Linked DNA regions of Homo sapiens: region 2 is linked to region 1. A link is a contact called in ENCODE Hi-C data. All regions are on one chromosome and are shown on one strand. The core of a region is the stretch at or near the end of the contact, and the rest is flanking DNA. Distances in the headings are between cores, read along the strand shown.

Region 1 (6,887 bases), core at 4,081-6,580:
CACTATTTACAGAGGTGAAGGTGGGGTTTAGGAAAAGCAGCAGGGAATGGGGCAATGCCTCAGGGCTGTAACAGCTGGGAGTCACTTCTATTCCTAGGCCTGCAAGGTCCAGGGAAGGAAGCAGTCAGTAGTCCCCAAAGAGAGCTGTGTGGAGCCCACCCCTGACAGGGGCCGTGGCCCTAAGGGGAGGGGCATAGACAACTGAGGCCAACAGGACAGGAGCTAGGGGTTGAGGGGTAAATACCCTGACTTCACTTCCCTCCCTGCCTTCCTCTATGGGATTTGGGGGTGCCTCTATGGGATTTGGGGGGTGCAGTCCACATAGGCCAACCTCCCAGGCAGGCACAAAACAAGGTGGAGACAGTGGGAGTGGACCTGGGAGGGATACAAGGATGGGCAGCATATGCCATTTTTGCCTCATCATTCCTCTGATGAGAGATCTGCAGTGACTTCCTAGTCCATATTGGGTTAAACCTCATATTGAAGGAATTCCACTTCAACCTCACGTAATTCAGCCTTTTCCTTTCCTGTTCTGTAGAGTATAGGCATTCCACTCACAGAAGCTGCTGTCCTTACTCTGCATGTCTGTTTTATATATTACATAGGTTACACACATTTTAAAATCTTAGTCATTGATTTATGTTACTCAGAAATCCAAGTCCAAAGGGACTTTTGTGTTTCTGGGACAAGCGTCCTCCCAGGCCTCTCCCAGGCGGTCTGGCAGCCTAGGATGTAGCCCTGACAGCCTGGCCAGTACTGAGATGACAAACGGACCTGCTCATTGCTGAGGGCACATATAAGAAGGCTCTGGCACAGTGGTGAAAGCTTAGGCTCTGAATCTAAAGAGACTGGATTTAAACTCCAGCTTTGCCAGTTACGGTGGTGGGATGAGTTACTTCTGCCTTCTGAGTCTGTCTTTCCTCATTTGTAAACAGAGGATGATTCTACTAGCACTTCACTGTGGTTGGGATTAAATGAGATAAACAAATGTAAAGAGATGGGCAAAGCTATCAGGGGAACTCAGTCAGGGAAAGGACTGTGTTTTACTCACCTTTAAATTCTTGTACCTAGCACAGTGCCTGGAACATAGCAGGTGTCTGGTCATTGTTTCCTGGCCTGAACTGATGGGGAGGCCCTCTGGCTATTTGGGAGCTGGCCATGTTAGTCAGTTCTGAGGTAGCAAATGCTCTCTCTCCCCTATCTTTGCCAGGCTTCTTCTGCCTACCATTGAAGGGTTCTGACGGTGGCCGTGTGTCAGTAATCCACTCAACACCTATTTCCCTAGCGCTGTCTTTATACAAGGCTCTGTGATGCCCCTTACTTGAAGTCAACTGTAGACAATCTATGAGCGCATCCCGTTTTCCATACCTGGGTTTATACTGCCCTCTGGTGCACACTTATGGGACACGCGCGTTAAATGAGGGCTTCTGCTGGGTGACCTTTCCTTGACATTGGGGAAGAGAGGCTCCCCTATAGGGACAGCCTGCAGTGCTCTTTCGAGGAGAAGTGGTGTTTAAGACGCCCTCCTCACCCAGTTTAGCTTGTAGCTCTTGAGGCTTACCAAACTCGAGGCTTTTTTTTTTTTTTTACCAATGTCTCTGACCCTAGGCAATTAAATAATACCATCCTTCTAGGCTCAAGTTTCTTTCTCCAGCAGGCACTTTTTGTCCTGCCAAGACTCAAGAGGAATGGGGTAGAGTTTATTTGAGTTTATCTTTCTCCCTCTGCTGTCTGGTTTCCTCTAATCTCTGGGCTCTTGATTCTTATGGCTGCCCCAGCTGCTCTCAAGGGTCTGGGGTTGGGGGAGCCAGGGGAGAACCAGAACCAACGGTTCCTATCCAGTGCCTGGCCCCCTGCTTCCACCCCCGCCTCACTGTCTATCATTCCTTCCCAGAGACAAGCTCCCAGCTACTGAAAGCGAAGTGGGGTCCTTCAGGGAGAAGGAGCAAAGGGGAAGGGAGGGGGTTAAAGTTCAGCCCACCCTCCTCTGGCCTCACCATGAAACCTGCTAGAAGTATTTGTCCTTCATGATTAAGTTGAATAACATAAATTTGCTGATATGCAACTATGTTTCACCTACATAACCAGAAATTTTATATAGTTCAGTGGAAAACTTCACACGTAAACCCTGTGCGTGTTTGTGTTGGCCTGGAGCCCCAGGTTTCCTGAGCTCATTCAGACCCAGGAGAGCCAGGCTTGTGGAACATCAGGATCCCGGACTGTAAAGCTGAAAGGAGGGCCCTAAAGCTGGAGAAACAGTTGAGTTGACCTTAAGGACCTGGGACCACCGCCCCTCCCTGCATCAGGCCTCCATGTTCCTGCACAGGTGCTGCAGTAACCTCCAGGCTGGGCTTGGTTTGGGGTGCTCAGACAGGGGACGGCAAGGGAACACTGAGGAAGGCCTTCTTCTTGCCCAACTGTGCTCACCCTCCCGGCTATACAGGCAAGATTTTCTGGGACCTTCAGGAACCTCAGTCTTCTGGGGACATCTAGCATCCTCCCCTCGCCTCTGCTGCTGAACTCTGGTTGTGGGGCTGCTGTGCACAGGAAGCTTCAGGTGCCAATCCTGGGAAAACACTGGCTGTGCGTTGGGGCCAAGCTGATCAGAGGCAGCTCCACGGCCTTGAGAACACTTTAGCTGGCTCCAGTGCCTCGCCAAACCTTGGGCACAGCTGCCAGGGCAGGCCTGGTGCGACAGGCATCTAAAACTTGCCCAAGGAGTGAGGGCAAGGTGGCCTGGGAGGTTTTAAGCTGCAGAGTAAGGGAAGGCTTGTGAGTCACAGTTCACAGGACTCACTAAGGATGAGAAAGTTTCCCTTCTGTGATTCACTCGCCTGCCTTGCAAAATCACCTGACCAACAGATAGATCTTGATGTCTTGGAACCTGGTGGTTCAGGTTAGAAACCTGGACTCTTTCCTCCTAGGAGGATGCAAGCAAGAGAGGGAGGGGCTCAGCTCAGACCATTGTAATCATCCATCCACCCACCCACCCACTCACTCATTTATTCATTCATTAAATAAATGGTTATTGAGCATTTATATGTGCCAGGCACTGTGCTAGTTGCTTGGCATACAGCAGTGGACAAAATAGACAAAAATCTCTGCCTTCCTGGTGAGGCAGCCTCTTGAGTCAAGCCATTAATAACTAACTATGCTGTTGCCCAGCTAACATTTCTATTAAATAACTGTTACCTCTCCTACCGTGGGATAAAGAGATAACATGTTTTTTTAACTTCAATAAGGGGAAATGCTCAGGATATGCAGCCATCCTTCTGTATCCCTGGGGGATTTGTTCTAGGACTCCCCTCCCACACCAAAATCTTGAGCATATCAAGGATGTTCAAGTCCCTTTTACAAAATGGCATAGTATTTGCATATAACTTATGCAAATCCTCCTGTACGGTACTTCAAATCATCCCTAGATTATTTATAATACCTAAAGCAATGTAAATGCTATGTAAATTGTTGCTATACTTTGCTGTTTTTATCTGTATTATTTTAAATTTTTATATATTTTTTGAATATTTTTAATCTGTAGTTGGTCATATCTGTGGATCCAAAACCCTCAGATATGGAGGGCCAACTTTTTTTTTTTTTTTTTGAGATGGAGTCTCACTCTCTTGTCCAGGATGGAGTGCAGTGGCATGATCTCAGTTCACTGCAACCTCTGCCCCCCGGGTTCAAGCAGTTCTCCTTCAGCACCCCAAATAACTGGGATTACAGGTGCCTGCCACCACGCCTGGCTAATTTTTTTTTTTTTGTATTTTTAGTAGAGACGGGTTTCATCATGACGGCCAGGCTGGTCTTGAACTCCTGATCTCAAGTGATCCACCCACCTCGGCCTCCCAAAGTGCTGGGATTATGGGATTATGGGCGTGAGCCACAGCCCCAGCCATCAACTATAATCTTAAATTTTAAAAGCCCAATACAAGAGATATCTATATCTATATCTATCTATCTATCTATCTATCTATCTATCTATCTATCTATCTATAATATGTTAACATATTTGTGCACAGAAAAAGGGTAGAGAGGAAGGAGCCCCTAAATATCAGCAGGGGTGTAAATCACTAGGGGTATATGACATACATGTGCATAGAAAAAGGACAAGGAATAACCCCTAAATATCAGTAGGGGAGATTGTATTTTCTAGGAGGGCCACAAGATCCCCTGTCCCCTGTGCTCTTCATACAGTATGACCATGATGGAGAGGTGTGATCTAAGTTCCCTCTCCATGCATTTGTGACTATGGAGGCAATACAACTTCTGCCTGGTCCTCCTGGGATGCTCACGTTGGAAACTCAGACACTGGTGTGAGAAAGCACATGGAAACGCCACACATGGGTGAACTGGCGCTAACCCTGCTGACCTCAACTGACAACCAGCATCAATCACCAGACACATGAGTGAGGAAGCTCCTCTGTGACCTCTGACTGAGACCCTGTGAGAGACCCCAAGCATGAACAGCCTAGCTTAGCCTAGCCAACGACCAGGATCAGAAATTAAAAATGAATGTTGTTGTTTAAAACAACAGAGTTTGAGGGTGATTTGTTATATAGCAATAGCTATCCAGGAAAAAAGTATTTAACTTCTGTATGGTGAGATCATGGATATTAATAATACTTTTCCATATTTTCCAATATTTCTATAATGACCATTTATTTCTCTTATAATCAGTAACAAAAGAAGGGAAAACTTGGTCTAAACACGAATTTAGGGACTTAAACTAGACTTGGAGAAAAGCTTTCTATGCAAGATTTATTAGATACTGGAAAGGATGAGGAAGACAAATTTAAGTCAATATGATGGAAAGAGTGGTGGATTTGGAATGAGGAAACTTAGAAATGAATCTGTTTTCTGGGTGACCTTGCGCAAGCCTTTGCTAAAATTTGGTTTTCTATTTTGAAAAACGCAGCTGGCTGTTTAAGGAAGATAATATCCACCAGGGCGCCTGGCCCAGAAAAGGCGCTCTGTAAGTGGTAGGTGGATCCTGTCTAATCAACGCCAATTATAACCAGGCATCTGCAAGCTTTGTGGAGGGCGCATCTTTCACTGCTACCAGAGCCTACAGTTCTAATAATGAAAATTGCCTGGAAAAGAACCACAACTCTTAAAAAAAAAAAAAAAGTCCAAAATCACAAAGTGGCTTTTGCAGCGGTCCTTGCCTGTGACGCCGGGCCATGGCTGGAGCTCCTTGCTCCGTACCTCTCAGGAGCCTCCATCCTGTACCAATGGCCAGAGAGCCGGGGGGTGACAGACAGGGGGGCCGGCAGCCGAGCCAGGCAGGACGCTGCGCGCCGCGTTACTGGAGCCGGTGTCCCGGCAACCCCGGAACGCGCCTCTGTGGGAGAAGCAGGCGGCTGCGGTGTCCCTTTTGCCCTAGGCTCTCGGTTCTCAGGCCTCGGCGTGCGGCGTGCGTTCGGCAGTTCAGTTGCCAGTTGGTTCGTTGGTCCGTGGAGGCCTCTGAGCACAGACCCGGGCCTCCCCTGGGGAAGGGGGTGGGAAGACCCCGAGGTGGAAAAGAAGGAGCACCTTGAGCTGGATGGGGGCTGCAGCGAGCCTGGTTCGGGCTGGGGGCGGACTCGCTGGGGCTCCCAGGGCTTCCAAACCACGAAACGCCCAGGTGGAGGGAGTAAGGCTCCCGTTTAGAGGCCAGTCCTGCCCTCCTGACTTTCGGTGGCTTGTGGAATTTGTTTGTTTTGACTGATACCTTTCTTACGAGGGACTTTCTTTGTCTCTGGGTTGCTTCTAATATTTAAAATCATCATGGGCACAGATGAGTCCATCCATGCTCACTGGAAACAGTCCACGGGGCTGCCGTCTCCCCTCCATCTCAAGCACGACCTGCGGCAGACAGCTGGAGAAGGTTCCAGAAAAAAGGGACTCTGGCATGACCGAGGTGGAGAGGACCTACAGTTGAGTTCTAAGAAATCCAGGCTGTGGAGTTGGTGGCCACATCCAAGTATACTACACCCGGGGGCGGGGGCAGGTGGGGGGCACCATTTGAAGTTTAGAAGGAAGCTAGTTTGGGGGCATGTAAAAAGAGCTGCTTGAATAGTAGCTTATGTTTGTGCTAACCCAAGATTTGATTAGGCAGAGAGCACCACCAAAGCAGAGAGTCTCATAAATTACCTCACTGGATCTCACAGCAGTGGAGAAGTATATTACCTATGAGTAAAGGGAGCCAGAGATTTGACCTGCCCAGTGCTTGGGTTAATAAAAGGTGAGCCTGGGATTTGACATGAGCCTGGGATTTGACATGAGTCTGCCATACTTTCGAGCCTGTGTCCTTTCATCTTTCCTTTGCTCAGATATTAGTAGGTTTGTGTCATTGTTTATTGGATGGGACAGTTCAGGTGAGAATTATGAACACTCTAAAAATTAAATAATGGCTGGTAGCTCCATAATTGGTTAAGGCCGAGGAGGGTATTTGGGGGCACGTTTGCCTTTGGAGAACAGTGTCATGGCGCTGAACAGCCACAGTCTCCCAGAAAAGCTCAGAGTGCGCCTGCGCTCAAGTTCTCATTTACCTGTTATGGGTGAGTGGCCTGAGTGCTGCAAAAAGGGGTTGTGAAATATCCAGACTTTGCGGGATCAGATCTTAGCTTTCTCCCTGGTCTTCTGTATTCTGGGTGTGTGATCTCCTCATTCTCCTTCACAGTGGGGAGAAAGGAGGGAGGTACAACTCATTCCACCCAGCTATTAATATAAGCTAGGACCGTAGAGAAGGAGGAGCTGGAGGAGTTAGAGCTATTAATTGTCCAAGTGTGTCTGCAACAGCAAGGAGAAAAGGGTTCTGGGATTCTAACTTTAAGCTCCAGACCTTCCTGCAGTTTCCAGTTTGGGGTAAAGGAAGAAGCTGCTGTTTTAAGGATGTCCTAGGGAGG
Region 2 (7,137 bases), core at 2,702-5,201, 110 kb after region 1:
CATTGTCCAGTGTATCCGGGTTGTGTATACTACTGGCTCATTAGCCAGCTCTGCTATCAGATCAGAAAGTACAGTTACTCATCACTTGATGGGGAGGATACCTTTTGAGGAATGTGTTGGTAGGTGACTCTGTTGTTGTGGGAGCATCTTAGAGTGTACTTAACACAAACCCAGATGATGCAGCCTGCCACACACCTAGGCCACAAATCTGTACAGCACGTTACTGTACTGAATACCGTAGGCAAGTGTAACAGTCAACTATTTGTATACCTAACATAGGTATACATACATAAATATACCTATGTTAGGTATACAAATATATATATATATAAAGAAAATATACAGTAAAAATATGGCATAAAAGATTAAATGGTGCACCTGTATAGGGCACTTAGCATGAGTGGAGCTTGCAGGACTGGAAGTTGCCCTGGGTGAGTCAGTGAATGAGTGGTGAGTGAATGTGAAGGCTAGGACATTACACTACTGTAGACTTACAAACACTGCACACTTAGGCTACACTAAATTTGAAAAGTAAAGTAATTGTGTTACACTTTATGACAGCTATGACATCACTAGGTGATACAAATTTTTCAACTCTGCTGTAACTTCATGGGGACGTTGTCATACATGTCTATTCACTAAAACATTGAAGAGAGGTTAGTAATCTCAATGGTTAATAGACTAACATTTTAAAGATAGGCTTAAATATTTCAAAAGCTTTGTCCTGTCTCAAGATTTTTTTCTTTGAAAAAAGACAATAACTTAGTAATATATGTGTATTAAAATTACCAGTTATAAGAGACTTGTTAATGTACCATGTAGAGCTGTGCTGTCCCGTATGGGAGCCACTAGCCACACGTGGTTGCTGACTGCCTGAAACGTGGCTGTTGTAAAATTTGAGGTATGCTATTAAGTGTAAAATACTGGGTTTTGAAGACAATATGAAAGTAAATGTAATATAGCTCAATTTTTTTATATTGCTTACATGTTGAAATGACAGTATGGTTGACCCTTGAACAACATGGGTTTGAACTGCAGTTTAATTATACAAGGATTTTCTTTTTCCTCTGCCATCCCTAATACAGCAAGACCAGTCCCTTCCCTTCCACCTCCTCCTCGGCCCACTCAATGTGAAGATGATGCAGATGAAGACCTTCATGATGATCCACTTCCACTTAATGAATTCTAGATATATTTTGTCTCCCTTAACGATTTTTAAAATAACATATTCTGGCTGGTGTGGTGGCCCATGCCGGTAATCCAAGTGTTTTGGGAGCCTGTAGTGGGAAAATCACTTGAGGTCAGGAGTTTGAGACCAGCCTGGGGGTGAGGTGGAACTAGAAGGTGTGGAGAAAGTGAATCCTTGTATGCTGTTGGTGGGAGTGTAGATTAGTGCAGCCATTATGGAAAACAGTACAGAGGTTCCTAAAAAAGTAAAAGGTAAACCTACCATATGACTCAGCAATCCCTCTTCTGGGTATACACTCACAGGAAATGCAATCACTGCTTCATAAAGATATCTGGTCTCTCATGTTCATTGCAGCATTATCCACAATAGGAAACACAGAAGCACAACTAACTGCCCATCGACAGATTCATGTGGAAACACGCACGCGCACACACACGATGTAATATTCTGCCTTAAAAAAGGAGATCCTGCCATGTGCTGTAACATGGATGAACTTGGAGGACATTATGCTAAGTGAAATAAGGCAGACACAGAAAAATATGGCACCATCTCACATGAAATCTAAAAACAAAAAGTCTAACACATAGAGATGAAAATGGTGGTTATCAGGGATTGGGGGAGTAGGAAATGTGGAGCTCTAATTCAAAGGATGCAAAGTAGCAGCTCTGTAGGATGGACAAGTTAGCCATCTAATGTACAATATGAGCACTATAGTTAATACTGAATTGTACTCAGGATTTTTGCTAAATGGGTAGCTTTTTGCTGCTCTTGCCACACAAGAAGGGTAATTGTGAGATGATGGCTATGTCAAACTTGCTTCACTATAGTAGTGATTTTTACTATCTATATGTATTTCATGTATTTCATAACACGTTGTCTATGTTAAACACAAAATTTATAAAAGAAAGGATATGTGGGAGATGGTTATTTGATTACTCCAAGGTGAGCTTCCTGCTTCCCCACAAAAATGGTCAGGTCTGTCAACTATAGTTTGGGTTTTAAAACTCTTCATCTGAGGAAGGAGAGATCAAGAAAACCTGCCCAGATGTAGGCTTTGCTTGCTTGAGAAATCTAGAAGTTAGTTTTTTTGTAGTGACAGGATCTCTCTGTGTTGCCCTGGTTGGTCTTGAACTCCTGGCCTCACAGGATTCTCCCGCCTCAGTCTCCCAAAGTGCTGGGATTATAGGTGTGAGCCACCACACCCTGCCTAGGCTAGAAGTTTCAAACGTCCATAGAAATTTCCAGTGTCTTCCCTCAAGCTTCTCTTAATTGGTTCTGAAAATCTGGTGGAAGAAAAAGGAGGATGGCAGCTGCCCACATTATTTTTTGTAGAGAAGGGGTTTCCTCATGTTGTCCAGGGTGGTCTTGAGCTTCTGACCTCAAGTGATCCACCGGCCTGGGCCTTCCAAAGTGATGGGATTACAGGCACCAGGTCACGTTTTATTTTAGTGTTCAAGTGGCAGGGAACCGAGAGGCTTGGCGGGAGCGAGCCACCTCATCTCTGCTTGCTGAGTTAGGAGGAGCCCATGTGGATGAACAGTTACTAAATGCTTCAGGGATTACACCTTGGGAATTGAGCCTTGGAGAACTGAGCTCCCAGGGATGGCAGGATCTTAGTGGTAAGCATGCAGATGGGACAGGCAGTAAACTAGAGGGATTTTTTTTTCCAGCTTCTTCTGTAGAAGGTGTCATTTTCTGGGGGTGAGATGGAACAAGAAGGTGGAACTAAAGAGAATCATGACATGCAGACTTGTGTGAGCCACAGACTGGGATTTTCTAAATCACATATTTGGGGTTTTTTCCCACTATTGCTTCGATGGTAATCAATTATTAATATTTGTTCTTGTCTTTAATAAAAATCGGTTCTAAAGTGACATGCTGGCTGGGCGTGGTGGGAGGCTGAAGTGGGCAGGTCACTTGAGGCGAGGAGTTCCAGATCAGCCTGGCCAACGTGGGGAAACCCTGTCTCTACTCAAAATACAAAAATTAGATGGGTGTGGTGGCACACGCCTGAAGTCCCAGCTACTCAGGAGGCTGAGGCAGGAGAATTACTTGAACCTGGGAGGCGGAGGTTGCAGTGAGCTGAGATCACTGGCAGTGCAAGACCCTGTCTTAAATAAAATAAAATAAAATAAATAAAATAAAATAAAATAAAATAAAATAAAATAAAATAAAATAAAATAAAATAAAATAAAATAAAATAAAATAAAAGTGACATGCCTGTATGGTTGGTTAAGGAAGTGGTGGGACATCTCTTCCAAATTCCACCCATCTCCTCTCTGTCCAGGCCCTCTTGGGGTGTGGTCCTAAACTCTGGAGCCAGCTGGCCCAGCCCACCGCGGCTCCAGTGCCATCTGGTGGTTAAACAGAGGAATGGCTTTTAACCGAGGGACCAAGAACTGGGTTAAGATTTTTTGACCTTCAAATCCGAGAAGCAGAACATGTTCATTCTCAACTGTCATCACTATTTTTAAGCAAACTTGCTTTTTTAAAAAAAAATTTATTTTGAACTAGATGAATTCCAAAACAATACCGGGTCTTAAAAACCCTAGCAGATTATGAAACAAAAGCAATGCTTTTGCTTGATGACAAAACCATAGCAAATAAGTGCAGGGAAAAACCTAAACTAAACCAATGCTCTTTGAAAAACAGAGGTTCATTCGACCTGGGATTTAAGCCTCCCGAAAACAGACTGAGCGTGTAGGGTGGGGCTCACCGTATTTACTGCTGAAGCCTGAGCGTCCAGCCCTAGTGGGGGCTCCAGGGGTGTGGAGGAGGCAATGAGTCACCGGGACGTGACTTTAAAGTGCCACGTCTTTGGAGCTGATTACTGGGATTGTTTTGAATGCCTCCAGCAGTGCTCGGAAGACTAACCTGTAGGCAGGGCCCGTAATGGGTTTGGAGAAAAGAGAGACGGAGGCAGGAAGACCGTGAGAAGTTATTGCAGGAGTCTGCGAGCAGATGATGAGAGTGGGGTAATGGAGAAGGAAGCGGGGTGTATTCAAGAGCTTTGGGGAGGCAGAGTGGAAGGTGTTGGTGCCTGGATATGTCTCTGATGGACAATGATGATACCTCTGACAGAAGGGCATGAGAAACTGATTTTGGAGAAAAGATGAAAGGTTTGCTATTAGTAGAAATGTCAAGCAGGTGTTGGAAAATATGGATCTGGAGGTTAAGAGGGAGGTTGTTTTTGGAGACTGATCTGTACATAGAACAAACATTGTAGGTATCTCTAATTCTAATGGCTTGTGTTGAGTAATCATCTGACATACTAGGGATGAGGTTAAACCCGCCTGTTCCTTGTCTGATATGATCCTCACAAAACAGAAGTGTCAGTACTCGATTGTCTTCCTCTTATAGATGGAGATCAAGTTTGAAAGGGCAAATTCCACCCATTTCCTTCCTACCAAAGACTAAATTAAGTAAGAGAGAGGAGGAAACAAGAAGAAAGAAACAGATGAAAAATCAACATGGTTACTGATAAAAGCAGATAGGGCTTAGATTCATGCTAGCAGTGGCTTCCTAGAGCGCCCACCACCGTTGGGCCTCAGAGCTGCCCCTTATGGGCCAGGGTGAATTTGCAGAGTGGACTCCTTCACCCAGACTGATGCCTCATTCTGGTCTAGGACGAGAAGAAAAGGAGAAAGAGGCCTGGGACTCTTGGCTTTTGGCTGTCACCCGCCAGTCTGGTTACTCCTACGTCTCTAGGCAGGAGGCCAGGAGAGTTTAGGGAAAACCCCTCTCTTAGAAAGCAGAGGAATGGAGAAGGAGTGTTCCCCATGCCTTCCCAATACAATTCAGTAACTTGCAGAGGGCACACATGATTGCCGACGCTGCATTCAGAAGACAGACAAGATGCGATTCCTGGTTCAGAGGAACTAGGTCTGCTCCGCAGGTGGGGAGGGGAGGTCAGGTGTGGCAACATGGTGACAATATCATGTAGCAGGTTGTAAAACAGAGCTAAGAGTCATGGGCCATGGAACACAGGCGGGAGCTGCAGCCTGGACTGGGCAGGTGGTGCATGTGGGGTTGCGTTTGTTGTTCTAAAGGGCAGATGGGCTTTTACCAGCAGAAGAGGAGAGAAGCTCATTTAGGTTGAGGCATGAGTAAAGGGATGGCGATGTGAACAGCCACTGTGGGTTCCCTAGGGTGGATAGGGCAGGGAGAAGTTCAGGATTTCAGGGCTGGACTTGACGCTCATCATTCGTTTCGGCCTCATAGTATGTACAGTCTCTTGGTACGTTTGTGGAATCCCCTCCTTGCTTCCTACCATAGAAGCTGAAAACTTGCTCTCCTCGTCTTCCTGGCAGTGAAAGCTCCCCAGTCAGGTGCTGCTGGACTTTGGCTCAGGAACCAGGGATGCACAGGAGCCCAGGCTGTGTGGAATCCACACCTTCCAGCTCAGAAGGACCCATGCATGCAGTTTCAGAGACAGCCATCACCACTGGAGGAATGTCCGGCAGAGGTGGTGGTGGTGCGAGCCTCAGGGTGTCTACCCAGTGGGCACAGGACTGATTCTGCAGGGTGTCTTTTGGACATTGTTCCGGGCAACACAGCCACCATGCCCGGTTCTCTGGGCCTGCCTGAGAGAGTGTGAGCTATCAACTCCCTTTGTGCTGAGACTGGTCAGTAGTGGTTTCTGTGGCTTGCAACCAAGAATTCCAGTGGGTAGGCCGGTAATGGATCCATATGGGGCAGTGGGGATGGACATGCAGGAGGTAGTGAAGCCAAGTGAGTGATGGGGATACCGGGCCCCCTGCTTCCTTGTGTGTGCCTAAAAGATACTGTAAGCTCTACTTCTTCCATGGAGCCTTCCTGATGTCTTCATTTCCAATCAGTTATTTCCCTAAATTTTCATTATATGAAAATTTCATACAATGAAATAGGGCCCAAAAATTCTTTATTCTTCCATTTCTTCATAGTTGATTTGACACTCTTGACCTAATCTGGGCAAATAAAATCCTCTCTACTGGGAATCTGGAGCTGAAAGAGAGTTCAGTTTCCCTTAATGGTGGCATGAATGTGTAAAGCCAGGAGCAGAAGAGCTGCCACGTTTCCTCATGGGGACAGAGGAACAAAGAAAGCTGTCTCCAGAAAGGGGCAGAGATGAGACCTAGGGAGAATTCTAGTGGCTTCAGTCTTGCTTTCAGGATCTTCTTGAAAACTAGCTGCAGACCTCCCTTGGTTCCTGCGAGAGCCCCTACACATCAGCTAACTTGTGTTGGTTTCTTCTTTTTTGAGATGGAGTTTTGCTCTTGTTGCCCATGTTGGAGTGCAGCGGTGTGATCTAGGCTCATGGCAATGTCCACCTCCTGGGTTTGAGCCATTCTCCTGCCTCAGCCTCCCAAATAGCTGGGATTACAGGCATGTGCCACCACACCTGGCTAATTTTGTATTTTTAGTAGAGACGGGGGTTTCACCATATTGGTCAGTCTGGTCTCGAACTCCTGACCTCAGGTGATCCACTGGCCTTGGCCTCCCAAAGTGCTGGGATTACAGGCATAAGCCACCGCACCTGGCCTCTTGTATTGGTTACTGTTACTTGGAACCAAACCATTCCAGCTAGCGCCAAAATGAAAGGCTGAAAAAAAAATGGTGGAAAACTGTACTTAGAGGACAAGGAGAGTTTCCAGCAGAGGCGTAAGGAGGAGGAGTCAGCATGGGCAAAGACTGCTGGAGGCCAGCTTACAGGTGAGCAGAGAGCAATGCAGACCTGAGCCATGGGGGCAGCAGTGGTGGTGAACAAGACGCTGACAGGTCTAAGAGGCACTAAGGCGAGGGCAACAACTTGTGGGGAGTTAGGAACAGGCAGCATCAGGGATGACCTCCAGGTTTCTCACCTACATGGGCATCCAGGAAGATGACTGTATATATAAATCTCCCAAAGCTAATCTCTCAGGGCTTCTGAACTACAAGTTTGTTTGTTTGTTTGTTTGTTTGTTTTAGAG

The links. Hi-C counts contacts between places; a loop is a spot of excess contacts on that map. Pooled maps may share reads with other maps.
Region 2: a loop to region 1 is called in a map of K562, with 3 times the contacts of the local background. The contact joins the enhancer-like site here to the promoter of SPATS1 in region 1. A Hi-C loop is called at or near these places in 2 of 168 maps with a recorded cell type or tissue (K562 and mammary epithelial cell), 1 of 37 single-sample maps with no recorded cell type and 11 of 50 pooled maps.

The regions. Positions count from the first base shown.
Region 1 is chr6:44,337,320-44,344,206 of GRCh38, forward strand. It overlaps SPATS1 (spermatogenesis associated serine rich 1), which reads left to right and starts at 5,331. Exons shown (of 9, transcript NM_001372081.1): 1 at 5,331-5,449; 2 at 5,777-5,915. The coding sequence starts at 5,777.
Region 2 is chr6:44,452,905-44,460,041 of GRCh38, forward strand. No RefSeq gene overlaps it. Among named protein-coding and RNA genes, the nearest start is that of MIR4642, 21 kb to the left of the region's middle. RefSeq lists a silencer at 3,526-3,635. Within about 2 kb of position 3,952, at least 3 of the 41 ENCODE cell types and tissues checked have a DNase peak (open chromatin) inside an H3K27ac peak, as active enhancers do.